Regions from separate parts of the Homo sapiens genome. Here region 1 is linked to region 2. A link is an interaction called in ENCODE POLR2A ChIA-PET data of the cell type or tissue named here. Cell type or tissue: HepG2. All regions are shown on one strand. Each heading gives the region's core, and the rest is flanking DNA. Links, peaks and the distances in the headings are about the cores only.

What was found. ChIA-PET counts read pairs that join two places held together with the same protein. Peaks named below come from ENCODE experiments on the same cell type or tissue, not always from the same donor. Only the 100,000 strongest peaks of a DNase experiment are listed, where the experiment ranks them.
Region 1: POLR2A ChIA-PET joins it to region 2 with 17 read pairs; 3 of 35 experiments call an interaction of 5 or more read pairs at or near these places.

Annotation. Positions count from the first base shown.
Region 1 is chr1:229,199,024-229,209,435 of GRCh38, reverse strand. No RefSeq gene overlaps it. Among named protein-coding and RNA genes, the nearest start is that of TMEM78, 45 kb to the left of the region's middle. RefSeq lists enhancers at 3,201-3,808, 5,611-6,248. In HepG2, for the core only: no CTCF peak of the experiment used is centred there; DNase peaks (open chromatin) are centred at 5,775 and 6,295.
Region 2 is chr1:229,125,211-229,135,622 of GRCh38, reverse strand. The region is part of intron 1 of LINC02815 (long intergenic non-protein coding RNA 2815); the gene reads left to right. Among named protein-coding and RNA genes, the nearest start is that of LINC02815, 24 kb to the left of the region's middle. RefSeq lists an enhancer at 5,307-5,601. In HepG2, for the core only: no CTCF peak of the experiment used is centred there; DNase peaks (open chromatin) are centred at 3,902 and 5,322.

The DNA of each region.
Region 1 (10,412 bases), core at 1,218-9,217, 73 kb before region 2:
GGTTCATGCTGTTCTCCTGCCTCAGCCTTCTGAGTATCTGGGACTACAGGTGCCCGCCACCACGCCCAGCTAGTATTTTTGTATTTTTAGTAGAGATGGGGTTTCACCATGTTAGCCAGGATGGTCTTGATCCTCTGACCTCATGATCTGCCTGCCTTGGTCTCCCAAAGTGCTGGGATTACACGCATGAGCCACCGAGCTTGGCCTCACTTTTCCATTTTTTTTTTTTGTAGTTTTCCTCAGATAGATCTTGCACATATTTTGTTAGATTTGTACCTAAGTGTTACATTTTGGAGGGTGCTAATTGCTGGGAAGTTTTTCACATGGCCTCAGACTGACCCAGTTCTTCCCCCTTTCTTGTTTGGAGTTCTCAATGCTGGGAGTTCTTATGCTGGGAGTACAACATGCCAAGATGAGGAGGAGCTGGTTGGAACAGTCAGGCTTCGTTCCTGTTCCCCCTAAGAGCAGGATGTCCTTCAGTGCCTTAGTCTAGCATGTTGTGTTCCCTTGGGGAGGATAAAACCCAAGGTAGGCTGCTTTCTGGGGTTCCTTGGCTGTGGTGCAAGTGGGGTCACGTGCAGTCGAGTCTTCATCTACCCTGGGCAGCTTTTCTGAGCTTTGGGGGACTGGCTTGTCATGAATCCTAGGCTTCTGTTGTCCCTTACTGCCTATCTGTGAGTAATAAACCTGTTTTGTGTAACTTGCATGCATGAGTGTTCTGTCTCACTGGACTTGGGCAAATAATCATTGCACAGTAAACTTGCTTCACAGTACTATAAACAGTATTATGTTTTTAATATCAAATTCCACTTGTTTATTGCTGAGTCATAGGAAAGCAATTGACTTTTGTATATTAATCTTGTATCTTGCAACCTTGCTATAGTTGGGTTTTAGTTTCAGATTTTTGTTGTTTCTGTTCTTTCAGATTTTCTACACAGACATCACGTCATCTGCAAGCAAAACCAGTTTTATTTCTTTCTTCTTATTCTTATACTTTTTATTTCCTTTTTTTTCTTGTTGCATTAACTAGGACTTCCAGTATGATATTGAAAAGGAGTGGTGACAGGAGATCCATTATTTTTAAAATGAAGACTATGATAGGCTCTACCTAATAAGACTCTTTTGAGGCTCAAGGAACTAGCACATGTAAAGTGCTTAGATGAGACCTGGAACTTAGTAAGTGTTAGGTAAATGTTTGTTAAATAAATAAATTACTTAGAACTCCCTGTGTCTAGATAATTCCTAGACTTGGTGACTTCACTATGTCCAACTGCAGGCAGGGTGCTCCAGTCAGGTAAGAGAGCTGGGGACAAGGGAGTTAGGTCTGATAAGCTATCCTGCCCAACTGGTTCCTTGCTAGACCTATGCGCCACAAGGAGGGGAAATGACCCAGACTCATTATGGAAACTCTCTTCGTTGTTTCCAATTAGAGGTGAGAATGGAAGCCAGAGCTCCTTTCTTCACTTAATTTTATTTTCTTTTCTTTTCATTTTTTCGAGATGGGGTCTTTCTCTGTTGCCCAGGCTGGAGTGCAGTGGCACAATTATAGCTCACTGCAGCCTCAAACTCCTGACGTCAAGCAATCTTCCCACCTTGGCTTCCTGGAATTTGTCTTTTGGCCACAATCAAGAGACTTGGAAAGTGGTTGAAGAGTCTTGCTCATTTAAGGAAAACTCTTTAGGAAGGACTTGTAGATGACATGGTAGAATCTTTAGAAGGCTGGAGTTCATCCTTAATTTGCATTGTCACTGGGCAACCATCAGCATTGCATTGACACTCGGCAAGTGTGTGCCACCTCTGCTGCTGGGGAATTGAGAGTGTAATAAATTAGAATTATTATGTGTAGAACCATATAGAATTCAGCAAAATACCTTTACATGAGTGCCATTCACAGTCCAGTACACTGAAGATGGCAGTGATTTCCTGTGGTTTTAGTAGGGGTCTGACCAGGAATTAATTGCTGCAGCATCTCCATAGAAAAAACATCATGACCTAGATCCTTGGCACTTCCAGTGCCTGCTGGCTGGATCCGACAGTCCATGATGAAGTTCCTTCCAGAGGCTGAAGTGGAGCCAACATTGAGAACAGAATTGAATTATCCTGGTCAAGGAGAGGACAAGATCAATGTTTGATATTCATGCTCTGATAGATGGGAGGGAAAGGCTGTTCTTCTGTGGCACCCAGCATGCAACATTCTGCCCTGGGAAAAGCTGTAACGTGGTGATCTTGCACTGTGTGTTGTTATTCTCTGCAGCAGAAACTAATGTCTGCCTAGAGGGAGGAGCAGGGCCACAGCTGAGTGTCTGAGGAGACTTGCTGCTCATTCAGCCAGTCTACCTTGGAAGTTCACCTGGTGGGCTGCAGAGCTCCTGTCCACATGCGCTTAGTGATTTGCATCCTCCCTCTCTCTCTCTCTCTTTCTCTCGCTCTCACTCTTTTAGAGACAGAGTCTTGCTCCATCACCCAGGCCGGAGTGTAGTGGTACAATCATAGCTCTCTGTCATCTTGAACTCCTGGATTCAAGTGATTCTACTGCCTCAGCCTTCTGAGTAGCTGACACTACAGGCATATGCCACCACGCCTGGCCGATTTTCTAGATTTTTTGTAGAGATGAGAGTCTTGCTATGTTGCCCAGGCTGGTTTCGAACTCCTGGCCTCACGCAATTCTCCTGCCTTGGCCTACATGTTCTCTTAAATTCAGGTTAACAGGCCAGCTGAGGGTCAGTGTACCTCCTATGCAGCATTGAGTCTGTGATTGATGCTCAGTGAAGGGGTGAAGGTTGGTTGTTTGAAATGATAAACCCTGGCTGTTCCTGGCAATGGTTCCAGTGAGAGCTGCTCAGGGTCCAGAGAGAAGAGGGGCAGATGCCCTGTAAGAAATCTGCACTGCTGCCAGGCCTGCACTGTGAGAGCCTCTCATGCCCCATCTCTTGGTGTAGGAAGCATCTCACTGGCTTCCTTCTTCAGCTCATCAAGGTGGAGGGCCTGGTGGGCACTTATGTCAACCACAGAATGCTGAGGAGGGCTGTCCACCTACCTTTTGAGTTATGGAATTCAGAGCCAGGCTCAAGACTTGGCGAAGGGTCTGAGCATATTGGCCACTGCAGGAGTGTGCCAGGAGGGGATGCTTAGGGTTGGGGGTTGAGGTGAGTGAAGACCTTGGGGAAATTCAGCCAAAGACGATAAGGAGGAGGGAAGGGGACACTTGGTTCAGACCATCTAAAGGGCTCTCTCCTGCTGCTGATGCAGAGGCCAGGGGACGCACCAGCGACTGCAGCTCGCCCAGCTGGCCCTCTGGTTGGTGCATGGCCGCCACTCACATGTCAGCAACAGTGACAGAAGTGTGGAAGGGGAGCTGTTCGCAAGTCATGGTTTACCCATAATTGCTGCAAAGTGGGAGAGCCCTGAGTGGCTCTCCATCCAGTCCCAGCCTGGCTTGGAAACAGGATTTGTGCTCCCCAGGGAGGCTGGGTGATAGAGCGTTAAGGAGCAACCGTTGCTCCATCTCTGGATTTGAGGTAATGTAGCAGAAAAGAAGCCAGACAGGCCCAAGCTGAAATCGCAATTCCAGCACTGAGCATTTGTGTTGTCTTGAAAGTTCTTCTCCAGCTATCAGAATCCTCATCTGTGGGAAAAAAAAGAGGCACTACTTCATTGCTTGGGTGACGGCTATGACAGAGCCTGTGTGCTCAGGACAGTGGGGAGTAAACGGGGCTCTTACGGTGGAGGAGAGCCCCTAAGCCGGCTGCCAGCATTTCTGTGTCTCCACTGAGCAAGGAGTTAAGCTTCTCAAGTAGTAAGCCTCTAAGAGACACATTTATAGAGGCAGAAGGTACTCAGATATACACGTGCCAAATGTGAGGGCATGCTTGAGTGTGAGCAGCGCTGTAAATTGAAAACAGCCTTGCAGCAAAGCATGACTAATTATAGGACTTGGGAACCTTACCAAAGCTCCTTCGTAGCATTCAGATGATTGTGTTAAAGAGAGCATTCTAGAATTTTCAGCTGAGTTTCAGAGGCTGAGTGCGACATGCCGTCACTTTGTCCTTATGGTTTGTACCCGCCCGGCCTGAGAGGTGCTGTATTTGCACATTTCAGCCCCCTGAGCACTGACGGGTGGTGAATATGGAGCAGTGGGGCCCAGGCTGCACTCTCTACTTCGTTTCTCCTTCACCCTGGGCAAAAAGCTAGCAGGCTTTCCTGTTTCCGAGCTGACTGTGTGATCTGAGCTGACTCTGTGAGCATTGTTTTGTTCCTTTGAGTGGCATAAGCTGGTGGGGGGCTGGCAGGGGAGTTGTACTGGTGACTGGGTAAGGGGCTCAGAGGGAGGGGAAAGGCAGAGAGAGTGGGAGAACTGCAGTGTTTGATCATGGAGCCCCTTCGTCACCCACCAGGCAGTGCCCCCCCTCCACCCACTCCTTCCTCTCCCAAAAGGCCCTGGCTGGGGCTTATCTCTGCACTGCTTCTCTGGAATGACGTTGCCTCGTTTTGTCCTCAAGTTAAATGAAAGGTACACATCCAGCACACATATCCCTGGTGGGTTTTCTGGTGTCCAGACCTAATGCCACACTAAACAGAAGTATATTTTTTGGTTATAAAAGTCCAGGAATTTTTTTCTTTACTCCTTTCCCACTTCTCTCAAGTGTAGGGAGCCCCCATATGTGCCAGAGAAGAGAAATGTCTCCAGTTCCCCAGGCCGCTGACTCAGTGAAGTTCTGGCTGGCACATTGCTTGGATGGAAAACAGTGTGTTCCACATACAACCTTTGTAAGAAGTGTGACCCCCACGCTGGTGGGGCCCCACTGTCCTGGAGAAACTTATGACGTTCACATGGGCAATTCTGAGTCTGTGTTCTTGGATAAGTGGTCCTCCGCTCTGCCCGAGGCCAGCACCAGGAAGCCACCTCGCCACAGTCTCCTGCAGGCACTCTCTGCTGTCCTGTTATGGACTGGAGGAACCCTCAGCACCCCTGAAGAGCATTTGTCTGGGACAGACACCACCCTGAAGCCAGTTGCTGTTTATTGAGCACCAACTTTGTGCTTGGGACTCAGGCAAGTGACCTCCTCTAGTCCTGGCAACCGCTTTGTCAGGGAGACCCTGTTAGGCTCATTTTACAGTGTGGAAGCTGGAGTTCACACAGGCATGCTAACTTGCTCCAGATCATGCAACTGGCCCTAAAACACGCTTCTCCTGCAATACTGTCCTGCACACAGGCCCCTGTCGGGGGCACAGGCCTGGGTGGGGCAGCAGGCCGCAGAGTTAATGCACAACGTGAAGTGGGAGTCGTTGGATCAGCAGCCCAGAAAATACTGGAAGAGCCACAGCTTAGACCTGTGTGCCTCCTTTTTTTGCTTTCTGCTTTTAAAATCTGTATCCTGAGGCTCACAGTTCTCACCCTAGAATCAATGCGACTGGGAAGTTTTTCTGCTCCAGGCTGTCCTTTCTCACGGACAAAATGGGGGTAATAAAAACAACAGCAGGAATCTCTGAAAGTTATGCAGCATTAATGTCCAGAAAATATTTACTGTTTTGGCAAGACTACTAATTGAGGGGCTTTTATATGCTGGTAAAAGTAAAATGCACAAAACCCCAAGATACCCACAAGCTGTGTGTATAATTCAGAACTGAGCTGTAGGAGAGAAAAACAGCAGCCAAATTCAACCAGGGATTAAGGGAGCCTCCCATTATGTGAGAAAACCTTGGACTCCACAGAATTCCATCCCTGTAAAGCATTGGTGAGTGAGTGACAAGCCCTTCAGCCAATGAGATTCCACATTGGAAGCAATGACATCATGGAGGTAAAGGCTTATTCGTTGTTGGCCTCTGAGACCCAACCCCAAGCTACTGGCATGTGTAAAAACTGCTTCTCATTGGCCTGGAGGAGACAGTGCACTCCAGAACAATGCTTTATCCGGCCTCTAGCAACCAACTGCTTCCAAAGACCCTTGTGTGCTTTCTGCTCTACCCAGATGGGGGTTGTGTGTATTCCACCCTGGGGCAGTTGACAACACCTGAGATGAACAATGCAGCTCATGCATTTTGCAGTTGGGTTTCCCCAAGAATCCTGCTCCACCTGTTGTGGTTTTTCTAGTGTCGCTGCAGGACATAGTCTGTTGGAGCAGGAGCTGAGAAAGACCAGGACCAGAAGCAGATTGCTCATTTGCTTAGTGATGGGAAGTTATGTATATATTCACCTCTCAAAGCAGCTGTGATCCAGGCTTTTGCAGTTTGAAGTCTCTTCTCCTCCTCAGGGAAATGGGCCTCCCCTGGGCATAACAGAGGTGCAAAGAGCACTGTAGATTCTACAGATAGCGGAAGTGGGGGGTGCATTTGTCCTCATGGGCAATTCCAATGAGAGAGGCTCTTCATTCCTGCTCCGAGACAGCATTTCCAGCTGGGAATGGAATCTTCTTTGGCTGAGAGGGTCTGGTTAGAACTACGAAAAAGGGAGATATGATGCATGGTTGGTTCATTTTGAGGTCATGTGGCAGTAAGACTTATGAGAGAAAGAAATTCAAGGCCACAGACGTTTTTTCCTCCATGTATTATGTGAGAAAAAGGCTGCTGGATTTGAAGTCAGAATTTGTGTCTAAAACAAGCTCCAAAGTTACCAGATGTATGACTGGGCAAGGCCCCAGGCCTCTTTGGGCCTTAGGTTTCTCAGATATAACAAACTGTTGATAAGAACACCCATCCTACATGGTTGACATGAGGATCAAGTACAGCCATTTGTATGAAAGTATTTTGTAAGATATAGCAGACTTTAGTAATGTTATTAGATCAAATCATATACGATTGCCTATTTTGGAGGTAAAACCAGTTGAACACGAGCAATTTCGTATAATTCAACCTACTAGTTATTATATAGTGCCTGATGCCTAGATGGGATTCTAGTGGATTCTGCGGTATGCCATGCAGCACCCTCCTTTAGGACTGAACATTGATTCCCACAGCTAATGGAACTCTGTGTAGCTGACAGCTCTGGCTCAAGGCTTTTAACTGAAGCTCTTTCTAGGAGTTGCCCTTAGTGGTCAAGAGCCTCACTTAAGGCCCTCTCTCCTTCCTGGGGGCAGCCCACATTCAATGGCTGGTCGACGGGGGATAAATATCACCTTGCCAATAAGTGGGAAGGGACACCTCTAAATGGCCATCTTAGTTCCAGGTCTTCTTGTGGGGACATTTGTGGCTTTTGTTGTGGCTGCATCAAAGCTGAACTCCTTCCTCTGCCCACCCTTGCTTCCTTCTCGTCCTCCGCTGGTGTTGATCCTCAGTCAGCTTTCTGCAGGCAAACCTCCATCCTGAGTGTCTGTTTCCTGGGAGCCTGACCTAAGAAAGAGATCACTGAATATTTTTTGAATGACAGGTGACAGACTTGGGCACCTGGATGCCTCATGTTATTTAATCAGCTACATGCCCAGCCCTAGACTTGATGCTGTGGACGTGGAATATAAGACACCGTCCCTGGGCTCAGTGACTTTACAACGTAATTTGGGAGCTAAGAAGCCTGACACTAATGGAATAGAATCATAAAGGCAGTTGTTTGCTTATAGCAAGTTTTATTCCTGAAAAAAAAGGGCACTCATAATTATTAATAGTATAACCACTCTTTATTTTAGTAGAAAAAAGGTTTAATATAAAGAATGATGCAATTACAAAATTGTTGGAAATGTTGGAGGAACAAAAGTCAAGAATAGCTGTTGGATTTGAGGAAATTAGAAAGTGCTAGAATTGTAGGATGCTACCTCTAGGAAGTCGGCTATCTGCTGAATTAAGGCAGGTAACTCACTGGAGCTCTCCTAGACACTACAAACCCTGTGTCTGCCATCTGATCACACACCTAACCACTGCTGTTAGAGAAGAATAATGCTTTATCCTTTGCTTTCATCTTCCAAATATCAGCTACCTGCCAGTGCCTCTCAATGGCAGAAGCTAGACTAGAACCTTCCTGTAAAGAAAGTAAAAGACATGCAATTGCTGAAGGCCAGGAGTTCAAGACCAGCCTGGGGAACATGGCAAGACCCGGTCTCTACTAAAAATAAGAAAAAAAAAAAAAAAAAAAAAAAAAAAAAGAAAAAGTATAAGACATGCAAGTTTCAGGGTACCAGCCCTCGTAATACAGAAAATATCAGAAGGGTAAGAATAGCAATAGACAGTAGAAGGCAAAATGCAGCAGCCTGGAAAAACTAATGCTTGAATCTGGAGGAGAGATAGGACTTGAGTATGTAAGGGAATTGATAATGTCTTTGCAAGTGGTGAGCGGAGCAATATGACTAGATCCTGCACACTCCAACCTGCCTAGAGGTTTCTGGCTCCAAAGTGCTCACTAAATGCATGACAAATGAATGTAGGAGGGAATGGGTGTGGTATATTCATGGAAGGAGACATCTGAACAGAAAGAGTGTATTAAAGATTAGGACATGATGCTGTCTCACATGGTGTTTTACAGTTTTCAAAGTAAGTTCACATGTGTTAGCTTTGACTCTTTTGAAGTGTTGGTAGGGTGGGGTAGATTATTGGGGTGCTTGAAAACAGGCATGAGCATTTAACTTTGAGGTATTGAAGACAATGACTGGGCCGGGCTCGGTGGCTCACTCCTGTAATCCCAGCACTTTGGGAGACTGAGACGGGTGGATCTTTTGAGGTCAGGAGTTCAAGACCAGCCTGGCCAACATGGTGAAACCCCATCTCTACTAAAAATACAAAAATTAACTGGGAGTGGTGGCGGGCACCTGTAATCCCAGCTACTCGGGAGACTGAGGCAGGAGAATTGCTTGAACCTGGGAAATGGAGGTTGCAGTGAGCTGAGATCGCGCCGCTGCACTCCAGCCTGGGTGATAGAGCAAGACTCTGTTTCAAAAAAAGAAAGAAAACAATGACTGACATTCACTTACTATATGCTTGGCTTTCCATACTTGACCTTGCTTTTCTTTACTGCTCCATACTTGAGTACAATCACGGCTGAAGTCGTTTTTATTGTTCATTTTCTACAGAAAAGGAAACTGAAGTTTAGAAATGTTAGGCGACTTGTGACAAAGCCAGAATCTGAACTCAGGGTGACAAACTCCAGGTCCCGGCAATTTAACTTCACTTTGAGTTGCTGCCCAGGGCAAGAGGGGGCCAGGAATTCCATTTCTCAGGAAGCACAAAATTACTTAGCAAAAGGGTTCTCTTGCCTGAGGCTCCGTGTAACAGAAACTCGTGCCCAGCAGTGAGTACTTGGGGGGCTTGACTGCCTTTTCCTCTCCTTGGTCTCAACTTCTGAAGCTATAAAAAGAAGGGATTGTACTGGAGCAGGGTCGGCCGGCTGTGGCTAGTGGGTCACCTCTGGCCCACTGCCTGTGGCTGTGGGTGCGGTTTGATCGGCACACTGCTGCCTGTGTGCTTACTTCCTGTTTATGTTGTTTTCGCTTTACAGTAGCAGAGTTGAATAGTTGTGACAGGGATCATATAGCCTGCAAAGCCTCCACATTTACTCTCTGACCCTTTACAGACACGTTTGCTGACTTGTGGCTGAGAGGGTCTAGCCAGGCTCTCCCAGGTTTGTACTCTGGGATTGTAACATCGGTGCATAAATTCCCAGGTTAACTGTCAAGCCCTTGCCAGCGGCCCGTTTACTTCAAGAAATATTTCTACCAAATCCCTTTGCAGAAGCTCCCTTGAGGTGTGTAAGACCCACAAAATTGCTGACCATCCTTGTTGTCCACAGCCCACTGCACCCAGGCAGGCCAGAGAAGGGAAGGGAGGATATCCTGTTTCCAGGAACTGAAACCTAACACCATGAACCTGTCCTCTATCACATGGAGAAAGTGGGCCCCCTGACGAACGCCCAGGAATCTTCCTACCATTGGCAGGTGCAGGGAACCTAGGACCTAATATCCTCGTGATCCTTGGGAGGCTGAGTCCCCAGGAGAGGATGCCAGGCCAAGGGGACCTGAGCTGGGATGGTCCTGGCTGGACCAGTCCTTGCTTGGCACTACTGCTATGTCCTCAGGTGAGGCAGCAATGGTGGCCTGAGGCTAAAAAGTGGACCGTCTGGTTTTGCAGGTACCTGTAGTCTTCCACGTTAGTTTCTGATAAACTCACCTGTGGCAGAAATTGCCCAGGTAATTCCAGTGTCTGCTTCCACCCCCAGGTCGGCACCTGGACAGCACCCCTTTTGTGTATGCATAAAGAACCTCTCTTTCCATTGATGACGCTTATTGCAGATTTAGTCCCAAGATAACTGGGGACTAAATTTAAGAAAGCTTGCATGCTTTTTTGAAGACTACGATAGTAAGAAATGGATCTTACAGTGTAAATCAATACATATATACCCAGTATTGATAGGCATATCCGTGCCTGTGTATGTGTGTCTGTGTGTGTGTGTGTGTGTGTGTGTGTGTACATGCCATTTGTATGTATATGTGCATGTA
Region 2 (10,412 bases), core at 870-8,869:
CAATTATGCCTTCCCACCATATCCCCAAAGTCTTAACTCATTTTGGCATTAACCCAAAAGTCCAAATCCAAAGTCTTTCATCTGAGGCAAGGCAAGTCCCTTCCACCTAGGAGCCTGTAAAATCAAAAGCAAGTTAGTTACTTCCTAGATACAATGATGGTACAGGCATTGGGTAAATACACCCATTCCAAATGGGAGAAATTGGCCAAAACAAAGGGACTACAGGCCCTACGCAAGTTTGAAATTCAATGAGGCAGTAATTAAATCTTAAAGCTCTGAAATAATCTCCTTTGACTCCATGTCTCACATCCAGGTCATGCTGATGCAAGAGGTGGGATCCCATGGCCTTGTGCAGCTCCACCCCTGTGGTTTTGCAGGCTACAGCCCCCATCCCTGCTGCTTTCATGGACTGGTGTTGAGTGTGTGTGGCTTTTCCAGGTGCACAGCCTAAGCAATAGGTGGATCTACCATTCTGGAGTTTAGAGGATGGTGGCCCTCTTCTCACAGCTCCCACAGGCAGTGCCCCAGTGGGGACTCTGTGGGGGCTCTGACCCCACATTTCTCTTCTGCACTGCCCTAGCAGAGGTTCTCCATGAGGGCTCTGCCCCTGAAGCAAACTTCTGCCTGGACATCCAAGCATTTCCATACATCCTCTGAAATCTAGGCAGAGGTTCCCAAACCTCAATTCTGGACTTCTGTGCACCTGCAGGCTCAACACCACATGAAAGCTGCCAAGGCTTGGGGCTTGCACCCTCTAAAGCCACATCCTGAACTGTACCTTGGCCCATTTTAGCCACAGCTGGAGCTGACTGGGAGGCAGGGCACCAAGTCCCTAGGTTGCACACAGCAGGGTGGCCCTGAGCCCAGCCCACAAAACCATTTTTTCCTCATAGGCCTCTGGGCCTGTGATTTGAGGTGCTGCCTCAAAGGTCTCTGACATGCCCTGGAGACATTTTCCCCATTGTCTTGGTGATTAACATTTGGCTCCTTGTTACTTATGCAAATTTCTGCAGCTGTCTTGACTTTTTCCCCAGAAAACAGGTTTTTCTTTTCTGTTGCATCATCAGGCTGCAAATTTTCCAACTTTTATGCTCTTCCTCATCTTGAATGCTTTGCTGCTTAGAAATTTCTTCCACTAGATACCCTAAATCATCTCTCTCAAGTTCAAAGTTTCACAGATCTCTAAGGCAGGGGCAAAATAAAGCATATTCCAGTTCCCAACAAGTTCCTCATCTCCATCTGAGACCTGGACTTCATTGTCCATATCACTATAAGCATTTTGGTCAAAGCCATTCAACAAGTCTCTAGGAAGTTCCAAACTTTCCCACATTTTCCTGTCTTCTTCTAAGCCCTCCAAATTCTTCCAACCTCTGCCTATTGCCCAGTTCCAAAGTTGCTTCCACATTTTTGGGTATCCTTATAGCAGCACCCCACTACCTCCTGGTTCCAATTAACTGTATTAGTCCATTCTCATGCTGCTATAAGGAACTGCCCAAGACTGGGTAATTTATCAAGGAAAGAGGTTTAATTGACTCACAGTTCCTCATGGCTGGGGAAGCCCCAGGAAACTTACAATCATGGCAGAAGGGGAAGCAAACTTGTCCTTCTTCATATGGCGGCAGAAGAGTCAAGTGCAGAGTGAAGGGGGAAAAGCCCTTGTAAAACCATCAGATTTCATGAGAACTCACTCACTATAGCAAGAACAGCATGGGGGGACCACCCCCATGATCTAATCATCTCCCACAAGGTCCCTCCCCTAACACATGGGGATTACAATTCAAGATGAGATTTTGGTGGGGGACACAGAGACAGACCATATCAGTGAATTACATTTTCAGTTTGAGTCATCTTTTAGGTAGTCCATTTTTGAAACTTATGTAATAGCAGTGAACTATCCTAGGGGGACACTTTTCCCTTTTGTCCTGATGTTTGAGTGTGCTTTTAGAAGTTTCTAGAAGACAAATTAAGAGACTTTTGGGACCTGCCACCTCCGGTAACTGTGAATTGTAAAACGTGTGCAAAGAATAAGAATGCCAGCAGAAGAGAGCCGCTGGAATGAGAGGAGCAGGCTCTCCTCATCTTCCATGTGAGGGCACAATTTTCTCTGGGAGGTGAGAAGTTTGGTAGGTTTCCCTGTTCAGGAAATTGATGCCCAGCTGAAACCAGTCTCTGGGCAGGAAATGGTCTCATTTGGCTGTGAGGAGGTGGGAATGTGAACGATTTAAGAAGCTGACTTAGCTTGGACTCCAGTGGAAGTGATCTCACCTATTCATATCATTCTGTCTCCACTTCCTCATTCCAAGGCACCACCTCTGCCTGGATGTCCCAGTGAAGTCCACCACCTAACCTATTTTTCTAGCGATTCTGACCCCAATTGGTATATTGCTATTCAATTTTGGCACTAACTTCCTGGAGTTAGAACAGACCCCAAAGATTAAAGAACATGACCCACAACAACAATACCCCTACTTCTGACTGACCAACCAAAAATCTAGGGGTGCCCATGGTCTTCCTCAGGTTCAATAACTCACTAGAACAACTCACAGAACTTGGGCAAATGCTATACCTTTGATTACAGCTTTATTATTAAAGCTCTCTCCCTCCCTGGAGGATGGGAAGTCAGACTGATATTCCATGTCTCAAAGTCCCAGCCCTCTTATCACATGGTTGGTCTTTCTAGCATGACCAGCCCCATCCTGAGGCTATCTAGGAACCACCATGGTCCACTTCATTAGCATAAAGTCAGGTGTGGTCCAATCCAGGGCCTCTTGAAAAACAAAGACACTCCTACTATGTGGGAAATTCCAAGGATTTAGATTTGCCCTCCCAGGAGCCTGGGACAAAGGCCAGTCATTAAACAAAAATTATTATTATACAACATTGCCTCTTAGCATTCCTGTTTTATTTTTCAGATTATCTATTTATTTATGTAACAGAAATGGTGTCTTTCTGTGTTGTCCAGGCTGGTCTTGAATCCCTGGGCTCAAGCAATACTCCCGCCTTGGCCTCCCAAAGTGCTGGTATTATAGGCATGAGCCACTGTGCCTGACCTATATTTTAGATTCTAATTCATGCATTAGCTTGGGAAAGTAATGATATTCTTTAAAGAAGGAAGCAACCAGAGCTGTTCTCCACCTCCTGAATCACTCAGGGCATAGAGCTCCAAGACACGGGTGGCGTTACTGAAATAAAGCATTGTAGTTCACTTGTGCTATGTGGACCTTGTGGGGTGGTACCACTCTGTTCCTCAGGCTCATGTGGCAGCCTCATCAGGAACATGGTCAGTCACAATGGCAGAGGGAAAAAGGATCATGGCAAAGCGAGTACAGGCCCTTGAGGCTCTGCCAGAAGTAACAGACATCACTTTCAATCACATCTCAAAGGAAGGCTTGTGTCAAAGGACAGTTAGAACCCAATCTAAGATGTAGAAAGTTGAATAGCATTAGCAGTCACATAGGTTGACAGGAAAGAGACAAGGATGGAAGCTGCTGTTACTGTCTTGGTGAGAAAGGAGTAATGAAGAGACAGGAGTAAAGGAGAGCAGGGATCTGAGAGGCAGAGCTCAGGCAAATGTGATGTTATTTGGGGAGAAATTACATGAGGAGGTGAGGGGAAGGAGAAACTAGAGGTTCCTTAGGGTCTAGCTTGGGTAAGATGGGGGTGCTGGCACCCAGGAAGCAAGGAGGAGTAAATGGAATGTTCTCTGCTTTGCAGGATGGTGCTGGTGGCAATTTTCACTTCCCAGGCCCCTAGCCAGTAGTAGAATATAGAGAAAAGATGAGGTTTCTTCATTTCATAAACAATCAACTAATCAATAAGCAGGCAGCCCTCTTCCTCTGAATGTCCTGCGTTAATTGAAAACCAGAGGACTTTGATCACTGAGGATTGTGTTGCATAACTGGTTTCAATGCACCATTGTTTTCCTCCCTGGTTTTTTTCCATGATGGAAATGATTTGTTTGCCACACTGGGCAGGAGATCATATTTAAATGTTTCTTGGGTTTGATCTCCAAACAGGGGATTAACTAATGCTTGTGCTAAGGTGCAGAGTAGTGGTAAACAGATTTAATAAACTCTAAGTATGTAAGCTGCTGTTGAGGGCAGGGGTAGTCTAAGATGTGGGCACCTGCTGGTTTCCAGCTTGGTCAACACCAGAAAGTGTCACATTTTGTACTTAAAAACTCAGAGGAGTTTGACAGCAGAAGAAGCCAGGGGTGAAGGTGGAGAGGCTGAGAGCCAGGTGTTTCCAACTTAGGTCTGCTTTTGCCATGAACCTGGGCAAGTGATGACAGGTTCTAAAGATCTTCCAAGTGTTCAAGGGCAGAGATGGGGAGGAGGTGGGGGGCCACATTTGCTGAGATTCAGACATTTATGGAGTGCTCCTAAGAAGGGTAATGAACGCCAAGCTACCTGCTCGAGAGAAGGAGATTCACGTTTCCTCTCTTTGCTATGGGAGTGAACAGAGACCATGATTGCTTGCAATAGGAGCCTTCATAACCTCTCTGCCCTTCACCGACGAAAGTGGATTCTATCTTTGCCAGCTCCATTTCTGGGCTTTTACAATTTAGAATCAGGGCAAGGGAGAGAGAGAAAGAGAAATGGAGATTCAAGCAGGCAAGTGGTGGGGAGACAGCTGGGAATTACAGAAGAAGAATCAGAGACTTCCTTGCAGGAGAGAATTAAGAGTAGAGGTTAAATAAAAGAAGCAGAAGAAAATCAGGCACCCACATGGGCTGCCAGGAGGCAAGGCTTTGCTGGGAGCAGAGAGTAAGAGAGAAGTTTTGGAGAATCAGTGAGAGAGCTGGAAAAAGAGGCTTGAGAAAAGTTTTGCTGCATGTTAAACTTCACCCTGTGGTGTGCCTTGATAATCTAAATAGTAATGGAATAGATTTTCATGAACATTTCCAGTAAAACAGACTTTGAGTTGGTGCGTTTTGGAGCCTCTCTGGAACCTGAGATGCTCTGAAGCCTGGATCGCTATGGAAGTAGCCTGCTGGGGGGTGGAGGTTGGCACAGGGGATGCCAGGCAGGTGGTCACCCCCCAGGCCTCAGCTTACCCATCTGTAGCACTGTAAGGACCCTGCCTGTTCCATCCTGTCTTTGCGCTTCTCAGCTCTAGCTTTCTCATTAGGGTGCAAGCTCTTCAAGGCAGGCCTATGTCCTCATCCCCCTGTCCCTCCCACTCCCTGGTGTGCACAAGAGAGGTCAATCGCTCCAGGTCTGTGAGGCAATAGGGTAAGTGTCACGGCCAGCACCACCCCTTCTTCTCCAGGACGGGAACCCTTCAGCCATGTTTCTTTTGAAGCTTTCTTTCCCCCTTTCCCCTTCATGCGTCTCCCCAGATGATGGGCTCACCAACCACATCCTGAGTCCTCTGCACAGGAAAGCAAGAAGGGTTGTTTTCACCCCAGTGCCCTTCCCTTTCCCTTCCCCCACCACCAGCAGCTCAGAAGCCAAAGTCCCCTGGAAATAGGTCTCTGCTTCCTTTGCTAACTCGTGGCTGATGGGCGTGTGTGGCATCCACCCCAGCTTCCTCCTCTGTGCCATTAGTTCTGCAACAGCTGGAAAGCAAGTCTGCGCTTCCCAGCACCTTTGCGCTAGGATTCTGGATGTGATGTGGGTTCTGCCAATCAGATTAGTCCCATTTTTTCTGTCACGAGACTAAATTTGAGGCAGGGTTAAGCTGAGAGACAGAGGCAGGGAGGGACGCACCCATGTAGGGGCAGAGCTCCTAGAAAAAGCATTGCAGTTTTAGCCCTGGCTTCCCGGTGTGACTGGGGCCTCCCTAATTGTAGCAGAAGGCAGGTCCTTCCGCATCCAGCCCTGTGGCGTGGCTTTGGGAAGCGAACCTGCCTCCTAATGATTCCGGGAGTCATGTAATTCCCCATGAGCACTCCCTTTCTGCTTTCAGAAAGACTTGTCTCTCTGCTGCTGAGTCCTGCCTGACACCTACGAGCACCCTGGTTGGGTGGGCAGCTGCAAGAGGCTGGCCCCCCATCCAGAGGAGGCTTTGTGACGAGGTCCTGGCCATGGGCAGGTCTACAGAAGTTGCTGGCGGGGCTTCTGGGGACGAAGAAGCAACCCCAGCTGGCTGCTCAGCTCCTTAACTGTCTGCCATTTGCCCTCTGGGATGTGGTCTCGACACCTCAGCTTGAGTGCTAAGAGGCAAGCAGCAGAGGAGAACGTGGGCTCAGGTGTCCCGGCAGGAAGAAGAGCACCCGGGGCTCTGCGGCTAAGGTGCTGCCGCCCTGCACTTGTGTGGGAGCCCCTTCAGAGGCTGCCTCTCTCTTCTACTTCCCTGATCCCCTCTCCTGCCCAGCACTAGGGAATCTTTGCTCGTTGGGTCTTTTATTTTTAGCTACACGGTTCAATGAAAGCCTTTCTGCTTTCTCTGCATTGATTTTGCAGAACAATCCAAGGGTCGGTCTGATGCTTTTATGGCTCAAATTTCCTGGGGTTTATTTTTCACGAGTAAAAGTAAAAGTTAAAACTCCTGTTTGTACCTTTAGATAACTAGCTTACCGTGGTGTGGACGGGTAGAGAATGAGGGAGACGGAGAGACTTTGGAGTCAGACTGAGTAGTTTTAATCTGGGCTCCATCACTTACTAGCTGTGTGGCGTTGGGGGAGTAAATAAGCCTCTCTGAGCTTCAGTTTCCTCATTTATAGATTAATAATAGCAACAATACTCAGCTCATAACCACTCAGGTTGTTTGTGAAGTTCAAATAAGGTAATGCTTATAAAACTGAGAGGCCAGGTGCGGTGGCTCATGCCTATAATCCCAGCACTTTGGGAGGCTGAGGCGGGCGGGTCACGAGGTCAAGAGATTAAGACCATCTGGCTAACACGGTGAAACCCCGTCTCTACTAAAAATACAAAAATTAGCTGGGTGTGGTGGCGGGCACCTGTAGTTCCAGCTACTCGAGAGGCTGAGGCAGGAGAATCACTTGAACCCAGGAGGTGGAGTTTGTAGCGAGCCAAGATCACGCCACTGCACTCCAGCCTGGCAACAGAGCAAGACTTCGTCTAAAAAAAAAAAAAAAAAAAAAAAAAGACTAGTTCATGATACTTATTAAGAGCTTAATTTTAAAAAAACAAAGCTCTTATTGTAATTACCTTTAGTTTTTTCATTTATAAAGAGGACAAAGAAAATCAGCATACACGCACACTCACTGATATAGAACTGGCTCCAGCGCAGGGAGTTCTATTTTAAGCAGGCCCAAGTGGGCCTTGTCTCTACAAGTCAATAGCAAAATAGAGGGTAAGGGGAGATCTGAATGGTTCTGGGAGCAGCCGGGGAAAGCAGAAACCAGGTTCATTTAGAGAGACGTGGGAGGACGAGCTTCTGTCTCTGGGTGGCCTCTCTTCCTCTCTGGAAACTTCTTCTGCAGCAGATGGGCTATGCAGGATTCCCTCTCACCATGCACAGGCCGCAGCAGGCTGGCCCAGGACTCCCACTTAGTGCAGATTTTATGTCTGTTAAACACACATGACCCTTCTTTGGGACAAAGAAATTCTGGGTTTAATAGAGGCTCATCATCAGGCTAAAAACAATCTGGTGAGGCCACAGTTGGGTGTATGAGGCTCTTCTTGGTCCATGGCAAGGAAGGAAAATTCACTCTGCCCACTGATTATATAGGCCGCAGAATACTAGAGATTTGGGTGGTCTTTTTGTTTTACAAAAGTACAGCAGGCCACTTAGAACAAAAACATGGACTAGTTTAGGACTGGGGAGAAGAAATACATTTTGGTTCGTCTAAATCTCCTAGAATTGTTTTCTCAGCTTCTTCTAGATCCATACTCATTTCAAACTTGATCTCTAGCTTGAGAATTTTTGAAATGTAGCTGAATCATTTGAATCCATCCCCCATGTCGACAATCTGTAACTCAAAACTTACCCATAACACAAATAAGTATTTGCAGAGGGGAGGTTCAAGAATGCTTAAAAGTTTAATTGAAGGCTTCCCTCATTGTTCACAAGTTTGCTTTGGGGTTCACTGAGAAGAATTAACATTTGTGGATAGTGTGGGCATCAGAACTGGACCTCTTTCATACAAGGCTTTGATGCCTCCAGCAACAGAATGGCTGTCTGTAGTCCGCTTGGCTGTGGCTCTGAGTTTGAGGGCTGGCTCCAGGCCTCCTGGGGCTTCCCCATCCCTGCACCTTCCCACTAGCCACTTCCTTTGTGGTTTCCAACGTGTCCTCTCTCAGAGTGCTGCTCAAATCTGTTTTGATTGGGGTGGTCAGTTCACAAGTTAAGAATGTGTACATTTGATCAAAACTTGTTCTGCTCCCATCTTGAAAACTTCTAAGTTCTGATGTCTGTCATTAAGAACTATGTTCATTGTATTTGATAGTACAATAGGAAAATTACAGTTAACAGTTGTTTATTGTAAATTTCAAAGTGACTAGAAGAGAAGAATTATAATGTTCCCATCACAAAGAAAGGATAAATGTCTGAGCTGAGGGATATCCCAATTACCCTGACTTGATCATCACACACGGCATACAGGTATCAGAATCTCACACGTACCCCCAAAATATGCACAACTATTATATATAAATTTAAAAACTATAATAAAAAAGAATTATGTTCATTGAAATTAATTTTGAGGGAATTTTGTCTCTGTTGCCTGACTAAACCTGCTTAGTCAAAATATAGCCTTATCTTTAAATTTCTTTGCCCATGTATGTTCTTCAGTTAATTTTTTTAACCTCATTTCCCTCCACATCACCTTCCCCCTCCTCTGCTAACTTGTCTTACGTGTGCCACCGCCTCCATCTTTCTTCTGACCTTTTAGTGGAGGCATCCTTATGCATTTTGTTTCTCATCTTATATCTGATTTATAAAGAAAACCAGTACGGTCACACCCTCTATGCTTGCCTGAGTTACCACCTAGCAAAGTGATGTATCCCAGAAAAACATCTGAAAGTAAGTTTTCAGGTCCCTTCAAGGATTATTTTGTCTCTAGTTACAGCACATGGATCCAGATAGCAGATGAAATACATTTCTTTTCTTCGTGCTTAAAAACACTAACCGCGGCTGGGCAAGGAGCCTTATGCCTGTAATCCCAGCACTTGGGGAGGCCAAGGCAGGTGGATTGCTTGAGCTCAGGAGTTCAAGACCAGCCTAGGCAACATGGTGAAACCCCTTCTCTACAAAAATTACAAAAATTAGCCGGGCGTGGTGGCAAGAGCCTTGTAGTCCCAGATCCTCTGGAGTCTGAGGTAAGAAGATCGCTTGAGCCTGGGAGGCAGAGGTTGCAGTGAGCTATGGTGGTACCACTGCACTCCAGCCTGGGCAACAGAGACCCTGGCTCAAAAATAAAAACACCAAACAATTCCCAGTGTAAAAAAAATAAAAATAAAAACACCAACTGCATCTTTCTTTATTTGATCTTATAGTCATGCTGACCCTCCGTCTAACTTTTGTCTGTTCTCCACATCCCACATCTCCTAATTTTATTTGTCTAAAAACTTCCCACAGGAACATGAAAACATGAGCTCTCAAGATGTCCATTGGTTTAGGGAGGAGAAGCTGGCTGAGAGGATAGAACATAGATGAAGGTGTAGAGAACAGCACCACTTCCAGACTAAGACTTTGGATTCAGGAAAAAAAAATGTGGGTTCTCCTTCCAATTAGGGGGCATGGCAATGAGTGGGAAATGCGGCTTCTTTAGGGAAGGAGCCAAAGCTTCCTAGCTTTATAGTTTGGATAGAACTAAAATTAAGATTTCAACTGGGGGCAGTAGTACCCAGGTCTTGGACGCTCAGTGCGGCCTCTTTGAGGGCCAGTTTTCCATTGCACACCATGGGAGTGACCACATTTTGATTCGGGGCTTGAGTAGTCATTTCAGACACATTTACCAGGTGTGTGTTGTGGATAAACCATATGGTGTTTAACACAAAGTATAGATGTCCTAGGCCTAGTGCCCCTCAGGGAATAAAAATAATAATAACAATAATAAAAATGAGATGATGAAGCAAGTTCACCCACAATTATATTCCAGAAAGGATATAACCACCAAGACAGAGATCCCAAGAGGGGAAGCGGGTGTTTGGAAATGTGGCAGATCACATCCTTTTGAGGGCAGAAAGGAAGATAATTCTAGAGACCCAAGAAAGCAAGATAGGAAGGATTAGTTTTCCCAGCACAAATTTTGGTAGTTGAGGAATTTATGGGAGCAACAATAAAGCATTTAAAAATCCTGGCTGTATCGTTCAAAATCGTATTACTTGGGTATCTATTCTACAATACATATTTTACTTAATGAAAAAATGAGTATCTCTATAACTGATTTTAATAATAATTAACTACAGGGCTATTTTCAATTCTGCTGCTCAAGATGACGGTTTTGTTAGGTCAGCTTTCTCTCCGCTCCCATTAAGAAGTCATTAATAATTTCTCACTAA